Linked DNA regions of Homo sapiens: all the other regions are linked to region 2. The links are chromatin contacts, found by Hi-C or POLR2A ChIA-PET in ENCODE. All regions are on one chromosome and are shown on one strand. Each heading gives the region's core, a stretch centred on a gene start or an enhancer-like site at or near the end of the contact. The rest is flanking DNA. Distances are from core to core; before and after follow the strand shown.

What was found. A loop is a pair of places that touch in the nucleus more often than their neighbours do. ChIA-PET counts read pairs that join two places held with the same protein, here RNA polymerase II (POLR2A). Pooled maps may share reads with other maps.
Region 1: a loop to region 2 is called in a map with no recorded cell type, with 19 times the contacts of the local background. The contact joins the promoter of ZNF610 here to the promoter of ZNF160 in region 2. A Hi-C loop is called at or near these places in 2 of 37 single-sample maps with no recorded cell type and 7 of 50 pooled maps. POLR2A ChIA-PET finds 5 or more read pairs at or near these places in 1 of 52 experiments (activated B cell).
Region 3: a loop to region 2 is called in a pooled map, with 7 times the contacts of the local background. The contact joins the promoter of ZNF880 here to the promoter of ZNF160 in region 2. A Hi-C loop is called at or near these places in 7 of 50 pooled maps.
Region 4: a pooled map shows a loop between it and region 2 (15-fold over the local background). The contact joins the promoter of MYADM-AS1 here to the promoter of ZNF160 in region 2. A Hi-C loop is called at or near these places in 3 of 37 single-sample maps with no recorded cell type and 12 of 50 pooled maps.

What each region holds. Positions count from the first base shown.
Region 1 is chr19:52,334,826-52,337,525 of GRCh38, forward strand. It overlaps ZNF610 (zinc finger protein 610), which reads left to right and starts at 1,418. Exons shown (of 6, transcript NM_001161425.2): 1 at 1,418-1,681.
Region 2 is chr19:53,102,153-53,104,852 of GRCh38, forward strand. ZNF160 (zinc finger protein 160) reads right to left here and starts at 1,270. Exons shown (of 6, transcript NM_001322131.2): 1 at 1,113-1,270. RefSeq lists a silencer at 1,313-1,722.
Region 3 is chr19:52,368,640-52,371,339 of GRCh38, forward strand. ZNF880 (zinc finger protein 880) reads left to right here and starts at 1,284. Exons shown (of 4, transcript NM_001145434.2): 1 at 1,284-1,338. The coding sequence starts at 1,327. RefSeq lists enhancers at 966-1,265, 1,276-1,385, 1,586-1,725.
Region 4 is chr19:53,867,806-53,870,505 of GRCh38, forward strand. It overlaps MYADM-AS1 (MYADM antisense RNA 1), which reads right to left and starts at 1,302. Exons shown (of 3, transcript NR_184033.1): 1 at 1,104-1,302. It overlaps MYADM (myeloid associated differentiation marker), which reads left to right and starts at 78. Exons shown (of 3, transcript NM_138373.5): 1 at 78-138; 2 at 1,949-2,033. RefSeq lists enhancers at 968-1,881, 1,882-2,700 and a silencer at 1,634-1,693.

The DNA of each region.
Region 1 (2,700 bases), core at 168-2,667, 770 kb before region 2:
GGCTGAGGCTGGAGAGTCGCTTGAACCGGGGAGGCAGAGGCTACAGTGAGCTGAAACCGTGTCACTGCACTCCAGCCTGGGTGACAGAGCAAGACTCTGTCTCAAAAACAAACACACACACACACACACACACAATGTAATTTACATCTATTTTTTAAAGTTATTGGTTTTTTTAAAAGCAACAGTTGGGCCGGGTGCAGTGGCTCACCCCTGTAATCCCAGCACTTTGGGGGCCGGGGCGTGGGGGGGGGGTGTGGATCACGAGGTCAGGAGATCGAGACCATCCTGGCTAACACGGTGAAACCCCATCTCTACTAAAAATACAAAAAATTAGGCGGGCGTGGTGGTGGGTGCCTGTGGTCCCAGCTACTCAGGAGGCTGAGGCAGGAGAATGGCGTGAACCCAGGAGGCGGAGCTTGCAGTGAGCCTGGGTGACAGAGCGAGACTCCGTCTCAAGAAAAAAAAGCAGTTGGTGGTGGCCTAACATCCCTCCGGGGACAGGACCCATCGCCGAACGATGGGTATGGTGGCATGTGCCTGTAGCGTTTTTAACACACAGGGAAGCGACCGCCAGACTCTCACGGAGATGCCCCGTTCGTTCTGCCTTGGGCCAGGTAAATACGGATTCCCAGGTTGGCCTTAACCCTCCAACGCGCTTGGCGTTGTCCCTCGGAAACTCTCTAGAGATGAGCACTCTAGAGATGACTCAGTGGACTGGGAAAGGCAGACCCACCTCAATTTGGGTGGGCACAATCTAATCAGCTGCCAGCACAGTCAGAATAAAAGCAGGCAGAAGAACGTGAAAACACTAGACGGGCTTAACCTCCCAGCCTACATCTTTCTCCCGTGCTGGAGATCAGAGATGATGATGGAAAGGGAGAAGATTTCTATTATGTTCTGTGGGCCGTCAGCATGAAATTGCACATGCTACCCAGGCAGGGCTTTGCATTTCACATTTTAACTTGCATCGCCTTCACACAGAATTCCAGGCCTTTTAAATTAAATTGTTAAAATTAGTTTTTATTTACTTATTTATTTTAGGACAGAGTCTACACTGAGTATAGCACTGGGTCTACACTACGCCCAGGCTGGAGTGCAGTGGCCATGATAGCTCAGTGTAGACTCGAACTCCTGGGCTGAAGCGATCCTCCAGCCTCAGCCTCTCTAGTCGCTGGGACTACAGGTGCCTGCCACCACGGCCGGCTTAAAATTGATTTTAATAGCAGGAAATTTCCTGGATCTAATCCTCAACTGACGTTGCTTTGCTCCGGCAGGATCCCAGTTTGCAGAGGGCTGAGCTGCTCCAGCCTCACTGCCAGCAAAACCCGGAAAACAGAGGCACTGGAGGCGTGGCCTAGGGAAGCCCCGCCCCGTCCCGTCCCGGTCCGCTCTCTATGCTGCGCGCGCGCAGTTTTTTGCAGACCCGGAAGCGGATCGCGTGGGTAGAAGGTCACACCGCAGCGCGTCAGTTTCCCTTTGTTTAGATTCAATCTGGGCTTCCCAGCTCCCCCGCGCTTCTGTACCCGGGATCTGAGAGTCAACACAGACCTTGAAATCCCCGCACCGCTCCCTCCACCCCGTGTAAATTCAGGCGTCTCCGTGAGAGTCCGGCGCTCGCTTCCCTGTGTGTTAAAATCGCTCGGCGACGGGTCCTGTCCCCGCTCGTTCTGCCTTGGGCCAGGTAAACACGGATTTTCGAGACTCCTTTCCGCTTAAAACTCTTTACTGACCCAACGTCCTGCCCCGCGCTTTTAAAAGTCCTTACCGCAAGGTGGATTCCCGCCCGGGGAGCCTCCCAACCTCGCCCCCGGCCCCTGAAGCGCAGCGCCGCAGCCCCAGTCCCGGCGGGGGAGGCCGCGTCCTGTACTGGGTCCTGGGACCCTTGAGACCCCACACTTCTAATAATTCAGCCCCACCCTTTTCCTCCTTGATCCGGGCCTTCCTACTCCCCAGGCCTCCCCTTCGCAGCCATCGCTACTCCCGACCCCCGGGTGTGGGGACGTGACTTCTTCTGTCTTAGGACATTCAGGATTCTTCGTCCCAAATTCCATCCCACTAAAAATGTGCTCTTGGCGGAGGTGGGCACCTTATTGTACTCCCCTGCCTATGGATGTGTGGGGAAAGATGGTGAAAGAGTGGCAGGAAATAGAAAAATTTTGAAAAAGAAGCATGAGGGAGATCCATAAGCAGACGGCAGAGAGTAGCTGAGAGATTTACAGAGACAGTGAATGAAGCCGAGAATGTAGCAGGGGGAGAAAAGTAACTGGAGAAATGTAGAGAAAAGCTGGGTCTCCAGAGAGATGAAGATGAAGCAAGATTGGGAGAGGGGCAGAAAGGGGGAGGCTCCTCAGACAGAGTAGGGGAGAGGAGGAGGGATTTGGAGCCAGGGCAGACAGAGCAGCATGGTGCTGGGACAGCAAGAGGGGGCAGCTGATGACAAGGAGAGCAGAGGGAGAACCACAGCATGGGGAGGCCTGGGATCCGGGGGGGCCAGAGAGTGGGGACAAGAGAGTGTAGCAGGGAAGAGGAAATTTAACAGGGAGAACAGAGAGGAAGCAGAGATAGGGAGGGCAAGAAACAGGCAGAATGGAAATTGGGGACAATCAAAAATTGGACACAAAGAGGAACAAGGGGTAAAACAAATTGCCAGAATGGAGCAGAACAAATGGAAGAGAAGGAATAGAGGGAAGAGGGGGAGAA
Region 2 (2,700 bases), core at 20-2,519:
TTCCAATTTGTTTCACCTCTTGTGGCGTTTTCTTTCCAATCTTTTCATCGTCCCAATCTCCATCTATTTCTGCCTCTTTCTTACCCCATCTCCGCGCCTCCTCTGCTCTCCCTGTTAAATCCCCTCTTCCCTGTTACACCCGCTTATCCCCACTCTCTGGCACTCCCAGATCCCAGGCCTCCCTGTGTTGTGGTGCTCCCTCTGCTCGCCTTGTCACCAGCTGTCCCCTCCAGCTGTCCCAGCACCACGCAGCTCTGTCTGCCCTCGGCCAAATCCTTTCTCCTCTCCCCCACTCTCTGTCTGAGGAGGCTCCTTCTTTGCTGTCCCTCTCCTTATCTTGTTGTCCTGCATCTCGGGACATCGAGCTTTTCTCTACATTTCGCCAATTGCTTTTCTGCCCCTGCTACTTTCTTGACTGCTTCTTTCACTCTGTCGCTGCAAATCTCTCACCCATCCTCCACTTTGCCATCTGTTTATGGGTCTCCCTCATTTTTCTTTTCTCTTTCTTGGTTTTTCCATCTCCTCTCAGTGGCTCTTTGTCTCTCTTTCTCCTGATTCCCTTGGGCCACACATTCACTGGAGGGTTTGTAGTAAGATGTCTGCATGTTGGAGGAGTACATTTTCCAGGGGGTGGAGCTGGGCAGGCAAAAACACCGGGTGTCACAGGACGGGCCCCGGGCACCTCCCCAACGAGGGCTCAAGGGAAGCGGTGACTGCGAAGGGGAGGCCTGGGGAGCAGCAGGGCCCGGCACGAGGAGGAGGGAGGTGGGGGGCGACGGCGCCTTAGGACAGGGGTGGGATGTGCAGGATCCCAGGACCAGGCGGAGGCGCGGCCTCCCCGGGACTGGGTCGGCGGCGCTGCGCTCCAGGGGCCGACGAGAGCGAGGCTGGGAGGCGCCCAGGGCAGGCGGTGAGGACTTTAAGCGATGCGGGGCGGGAGGAGGAGTCAGTAAAGGATTTTAAGCAGGAAAATCCTGCTTAAACGTTTAAAAAACCGGGAAAGGCCGTGTTTACTTGGCCCAAGGCAGAAAGACCGGGGGCAGGGACCAGCCTCAGGGCGACTTTAACCCAAAAGGAAGCGTCTCCGGGCCCACACAGCAAGGCCTATTTACCTGAGGTGGAGGGTGCGGTGCGGAGATTTTAAGTCCGTAGCGACCCCCGGGCATCGGGTGTGCGAATGGGGGACGGCGAGGCGCAGGTTGAGTCTACACAGAGGAACACTCATACGCCATGGTGTGATGCTTGCTCCGCACGATCCACTTCCGGGTCTGTGGGCAACTGCGCGAAGGAAAGCGACCGAGCGGCCCGGGGCGGGGTCCGAGATGGGCGGAACCGGAAAAGGGCGGGGCGTTGAGAGAGCCGGGCTGAAGCAGGGGCCGCCAGGCAGGGACCCCAGGGAAGGAACGGGGAGGAGCCACCGGGGAGGGGTGGGGAGTGACCAAGTGGAGGGACCCGGGGGCGGGCCGGGGAGGAGCCGCCGGGGAAGGGCGGGGAGGAACCGCGGGAAGGGACCGCGGGGGAGGAAGGCGAAGGGACCGCGGGGGAGGGAGGCAGAGGGACCGCCAGGAAGGGACCCGGGGGAGAGGCGGGGCTGGACGGGACACGTTAGGGTCTGCGATTTCGTGTGATGCCCACAGCCCAGCGCCCAGAGCCATCTGTAGTGTCTTGTGGAACGGCGTAGATGTTTCAAACGGTTTCAAGTTAAAAGCACAGTTGTGTAGGTTATTTTGGAAACCAAACTGCTTTCCTCTTAGAATGGAGGCGGTTTATGTTGAAAGCATTTTTTGCTAGCGCGTTTACCCAGTAATGTTATTGACGCTGAAGCAGCCCAGGAGTCTGGGAACATGGGTTGACACGGAGCGGTGATGGCATGCTGGAAAAGTTTCTGCGATTAAAATTAAGTAATTTAAAAGCCCTGAAATTAGCAGTAACTTTTAAAAAATAGATATAAATTGCATTGTCCTTTTTTATACTTACTATTCTATTCCGTGCGAGATGACAACCTCAAACGCCTATACTTTTTTTTTTTTTTTTTGAGCCGGAGTCACGCTCTGTCGTCCAGGCTGGGGTGCAGTGGCATGATCTCTGCTCACTGCAACCTCGGCCTCCCGGGTTCAAGCAATGCTCCTGCCTCAGCCTCCCGAGTAGCTAGGATTACAGGCGCCCGCCACCACGTTCTTTAGCGGAGATGAAGTTTCACCATGTTGCCTAGGCTGGTCTCGAATTCCTGACCTCAAGTGATCCACCCGCCTCAGCCTCCCAAAGTGCTGGGATTACAGGCGTGAGCCACCATACCTGGCCCCAGGAACTACTTTCACCTACTGAATATATATTAAGTCCTTTGCCACAAAAAGATAATATACATAATTTATCTCAGAACAATTAAGATATTTACCACTGTAAATGACAAATTCAGACTTAGAGAAGGAAGATTTTATTCAAAAGGACTATTGCAATAGAGAGAATGTTCCAATCACAAGATCTGAAAATGTCCAAGAGACACAAACTAAAAAGCTTTTTTTTCTTTTTTTCATATATGGAGGAGTAAACAAGGCTAGAAAGCACAAGCACAAGTTATGAGGCTGTGGATGAGCACTTGGCATGACTACAGTTATTCAGGGAAAGTTTGTTATGTTATGTTATGTTATGTTAAAAATGTTACATATTTCTTGGAGAGAGTCTTGCTCTGTCACCCAGGCT
Region 3 (2,700 bases), core at 34-2,533, 730 kb before region 2:
TACTGGAAACTTAGTTACAATTCACACCTAGCATGTATATTTTTATATTTTTTGTATGTATATATATTTTTACATTTTTTTCCTACATTGCCTCCAAATTCTATGTTTAATACATTTCTTCCCTGTTTTGCTCTGGTGAAAACTTTAGGGGACAAATAAATGAGTGCTGTTTGGAGACAAAATTTTGTGACATGGGACTGGGCATTGTGGCGTGTGCCTGTAGTCCCAGCTACTTGGGAGGCTGAGATGGGAGGATCACTTGATGCCAGGAGGTCGAGGCTGCAGTCAGTGAGCTGTCTGCACTTCAGCCTGAAAGACAGAGGGAGACCATCTCAAAAAAAAAAAAAAAAAAAAAAAAAAAGTTGTGACCTGAGTATGTCCATAAGACAATGGCAGGTATACACTAGGATTAATATAAATATGAAAAAAAAAAAAAAACTTGGCCGGGTGCGGTGGCTCACGCCTGTAATCCCAACATTTTGGGAGGCCAAGGCAGGCGGATCACGAGGTCAGGAGTTCAAGACCAGCCTGGCCAACATGGAGAAACCCTGTCTCTATTAAAAGTACAAAAAAGTAGCCCGGTGTGGTGGTGGGCGCCTGTAATCCCAGCTACTCGGGAGACTGAGGCAGGAGAATCGCTTGAACCCAGGCGGCGGAGGTTGCAGTGAGCCGAGATCGCGCCACTTCACTCCAGCCTGGGCAAAAGAACGAAACTCTGTCTCCAAAAAAAAAAAAAAAAAAAAAAGGAAATTGCACATTCCGCCCTGGCAGGGTTTTGCATTTCATATTTTAATTTGCATCCCCTTCATAAACAATTCAAGGACTTTAAAATTCCGGAAACTAGTGTTTATTATTCATTTATATTTATTTATTTTAATTATTTATTTCCAATTTGTTATTTATGATTATGTATTTATTAGGCGCAAGGTTTCTCTCTCATGCCCAGGCGGGAGTGCAGCGCACGACCTCGGCTCACTGCAGCCTCCACCTCATGGGCTCAAGCGATCCTCCCACCTCAGCATCCGGGTAGCTAGGACCACATGCGAGCGCCCCTACAGCCGATTTAAAATTAATTTTAATAGCAGGAATTTTCCTGGATCTAATCATCAACAAACTTTCCCTCTGCCGGGACACAATCTATTTCCAGATAGCTGAGTTCTTCCAGTCTCCACGGCAGGTCTAGCCTCCAAAACGAGACGAGCTGGGAGCGAGGCGGAGGGAAGCGCAGGCTCCGCCCAATCCCACCCGGGCCTGGCCTCGCCTCGCCTCTCAGCTGCGCGCGCAGTTTCCTGGAGACCCGGAAGCAGATTACGTGGAGTGACGGTCATGCTGCGGCGTGTGAGTTTCCCTTTGTTTAGATTAAATCTGGGATGCTGAGTCCCCTCGCGCTTCTGTACCCGGCATCTCAGGGGTCACACAGACCTTGAAATCCCCGCATCGCTCCCTCCACCCCGACTAAACTCAGACGTTCTAATGAGAGTCTGGCGGTCGCTTCCCTGAGTGTTAAAATCGCTCGGAGGCTGGTCCTGTCCCCGGTCTTTCACCACAGGGCCATGTAGACAGCTCCTGTCGCGGAGTTTGCCTGCTTCAAATCCTTCAGTGACCCCTAGACACGGCCCGCGCTGCGTAAAGTTCTCACCCGCGAGATGGATCCACGTCTTTCCGGTCCCCCAAGCCTCGCCCTCTTTTCACAGGCCTGCCCCCTTTTCTGTGCCTTAAATGAGAGGAAATCGATCTGATGTTTACTGCTGATTGTGATGTTTCAGCCTCCATTGGGCTTTTGCTAACACCTAAATAAATATTTAGTGGACAAAATTAGGTTAGTGCAAAAGTAATGGCAAACCGCGATCACTTTTGCACCAACCTAATATTTATGGGCCGGGGCTGGAATTCCATCTTCTCCGGAGGCCCAGGCTGGAGAATTCCTTGAGCACAGGAGTTTGAGACCACTCTGGACAACATAGTGAGACCCCCATCTCAATTTTTGAAACATATGTTTCAGTACGGGTATTTAATAGAGATTGGAATTCTCGTTTCTATGTTTTTACATGGTCTGACTTTTTGAAATAGTTTGAAATAATGTTTATAAACTGAATTGAGCACAGTTTATACATTTTTATTGTTGCAAACATGCTGAAATGCACATTTGCAAAAACAACGACAGCCAGGCACAGTGGTGCACGCTTGTCATTCGAGTTACTCGGAGAGGGTGTCATTTGAGGCCAGGAATTCAAGGCTGTAGTGTGCCATGAATAAGCCACTGCACTGCAACCTGGACACATTAAAAAACGAACAAAGACAAATATCTAAAAAAGAGGTTATTGACAGACAACTCTTTCAGTTGTCACATATATGTTTACTAGAGTATATGTGTGTGAATGTATATATGTATATGAATAAGTGTGTACATGTGATGTGTGTGGATGAGTGCACAGATGAGCAAGTCTATTGTTTTTATCAAAGGCGCATCATCAGTTTATATACGTCTTATATCTTTTAACAGTTGAAATTACATCTTATATATTTTCATGACCTTAAAATTGTTCTACACTGTTATGATAGTGAGTCTATGGCTGTAAGGATAGTAACCTGTTATGGGGATACATGTGCGACAGTTTCTTGATTTTAATCCCGGAACTTATTTTAACTATACTCAGTTAGGTCATTGTCTGTCAATTTACTTTTGATGCTGATCTGTTA
Region 4 (2,700 bases), core at 52-2,551, 770 kb after region 2:
GGAGCTGCGCCCCGCCCCGGCCCCGCCCCCGTCCCGCCCGCGCTGGCTCCCCAGCCCTCCAACCCCACCCAGCCCTCAGACCCTTCCAGCTGCCGCTGTCGTCTTTGCTTCAGCCGCAGTCGCCACTGGCTGCCTGAGGTGAGGTTGTGGGGACCCCAGAGGGCATAAGCAACAGTCTAGGGTCTTTATGGCCAGAGAGAGGAATGGGCTGGGTCTCAGAATGTCTGGGTCCCTAGAAAGACTGGGGCTGGGCCAGGATTCTTGGGGTTCTGCAGAGGAGAGGGCTGAGGACCTGGACTGTGGAGGTCATACGTCTGGAAGAGTGGGGAAGGGGACCTGGACTCCGGGGTCTGAGGGAGGAGGGGCTGGGGGTCTGGACTCCCGGGTCCGAGGCAGGAGGGGCTGGGGGGTCTGGACTCCTGGGTCCGAGGGAGGAGGGGCTGAGGGCCTGGACTCCTGGGTCTGAGGGAGGAGGAGCTGGGCCTGGACTCCTGAGTCTGAGGGAGGAGGGGCTGGGTCTGCGGGAGTAGAGAGATGGGGACTCGTAGGTGCCCTAGTTGGAGGCTGGAATCTGGTACGTGGAGGTCCTTTAGGAGGGGAAGCGCTTAGGGTTAGGTGTCCTGGGTTTGGGAATGAGAATGGAAGGAATTCAGAATTACTGACCCCTCCCCATCCAGGGGACAGACAGAATCGGAACTTTGGGCTCCTGAAAGGCCGAGGGAGGGGGGTGTTAAGATCCAGCCCCGTGCTTCCGAAGTGCAGAAGGAGCTGGGAAAGGAGGAGAAGACAGGGCTGCGTCCCGCACCTCTGGGTGCCGAGAGCCGAAGCTGGGGTTCCGGGGCCCGATTCTCAGCGTGAGCGATGGGTGTGGCGTCTGGAGTGGACGAGGGAGGACACTGAGGGGCTGGGTGTGGCCCGGAGAGTCGGGTGCGCTGCGAGGAATCCCGGAGGGGTGTTTCCTCACCCTCCAGGGTCTGGCTGCGCATTCCTGAGCTCTGATCTCGGGCGATGGCTGGAGGCCCTAAGGGCGGGGTGGACCCCTCCCCTCCCCTCCCCTCGGCGCGCCCCCCTCCCCTGCGCGCCCCCCTCCGCGGCTAGCCCACCTTCCGCGGGGGACAGAATGAGTGACGCCCTCGCTCGTCCTCCTCCCCTGCTTGGGACGGGGCAGTAGCCCGCCTTCTAGAGCACGGGACGCTGGGCCAGTCCCGATTTCCTTCTCCTTCGAGGGTCCTGGAGGGGCGTGGGGGCAGGCAGTGTCTGGCTCCGGGTGGAGCCTCCCAGGTGCTCCCGCAAGCCCCGAATGGCGATTAGGGAGGCCGTGGGAGGCGTAGCTGGGCCTCGGGCCTGACGCCAGCACCGCGTGCAGTTTCCGGCCTGGAGCCTGAGCCCCTCAGAGGCCCGGGTCCCTGCCCACTCCGGTCTTAGAGATGCTCTTGGGGGGGCTCTCAGCCCATGTTTATAGGGATCCAGAAATGCAGGCCTCCAACCCTGAGAGTCGGGGTCCCCACCCCCCGGAAATCCGGGAGAGGGCGGGCAGCCCCGGAGGCGGGCGGGGGTCCGGGCACCGCCTCCTGGTCCCTGACACATTCCAGATGCCTGGGCCGACTCGAAGCCCTTATAAGGCGCGGAGACACCGGCTCTGGCTGGGCCGCCCGCCTCCACAGCCGCCGCCCAGGGTTCTCCCGCCACTGCCGCCCGCACCCCCGCCCCCGCGGGGTTAAGATCACACACGCGCCCACGCCGGCCCGCGGGGCGTGCACTTTCGCTGGGTTCCGTCCGCCGCAGCCCAAACAGTTAACTGAACGGGGAGGGGAGGGGGCGGGGCTTACCCGGGGTCACCGCCAGGGCCCTGCTGGGTTCCACGCCACGTTCCTGTCTCCGCAGGGCGTTCGATCCCTAGAGGGAGGAGCCTGTCCAAACGGACGCTAACGGCCTACCTCCCCCTCAGGTGCTCTTACAGCCTGTTCCAAGTGTGGCTTAATCCGTCTCCACCACCAGATCTTTCTCCGTGGATTCCTCTGCTAAGACCGCTGGTGAGTAGGCAGCGGGCCTGGACTCCGGGGTCCGAGGGAGGAGGGGCTGGGGGCCTGGACTCCGGGGTCCGAGGGAGGAGGGGCTGGGGGCCTGGGCTCCTCGGTCCGAGGGAGGAGGGGCTGGGGGCCTGGGGGCCTGGGCTCCTGGGTCCGAGGGAGGAGGGGCTGGGGGCCTGGGCTCCTGGGTCCGAGGGAGGAGGGGCTGGGGGTCTGGACTCCGGGGTCCGAGGGAGGAGGGGCTGGGGTCTGGACTCCTGGGTCCGAGGAAGGAGGGGCTGGGGTCTGGACTCCTGGGTCCGAGGAAGGAGGGGCTGGGGGCCTGGGCTCCTGGGTCCGAGGGAGGAGGGGCTGGGGTCTGGACTCCTGGGTCCGAGGGAGGAGGGGCTGGGGTCTGGACTCCTGGGTCCGAGGGAGGAGGGGCTGGGGGCCTGGACTCCGGGGTCCGAGGGAGGAGGGGCTGGGGGCCTGGACTCCGGGGTCCGAGGGAGGAGGGGCTGGGGTCTGGACTCCTGGGTCCGAGGGAGGAGGGGCTGGGGGCCTGGGCTCCTGGGTCTGAGGGAGGAGGGGCTGGGGGCCTGGGCTCCTGGGTCTGAGGGAGGAGGGGCTGGGGTCTGGACTCGTGGGTCTGAAGGAGGAAGGATTAGGTCCTGGGCTCCTAGATCCTGGG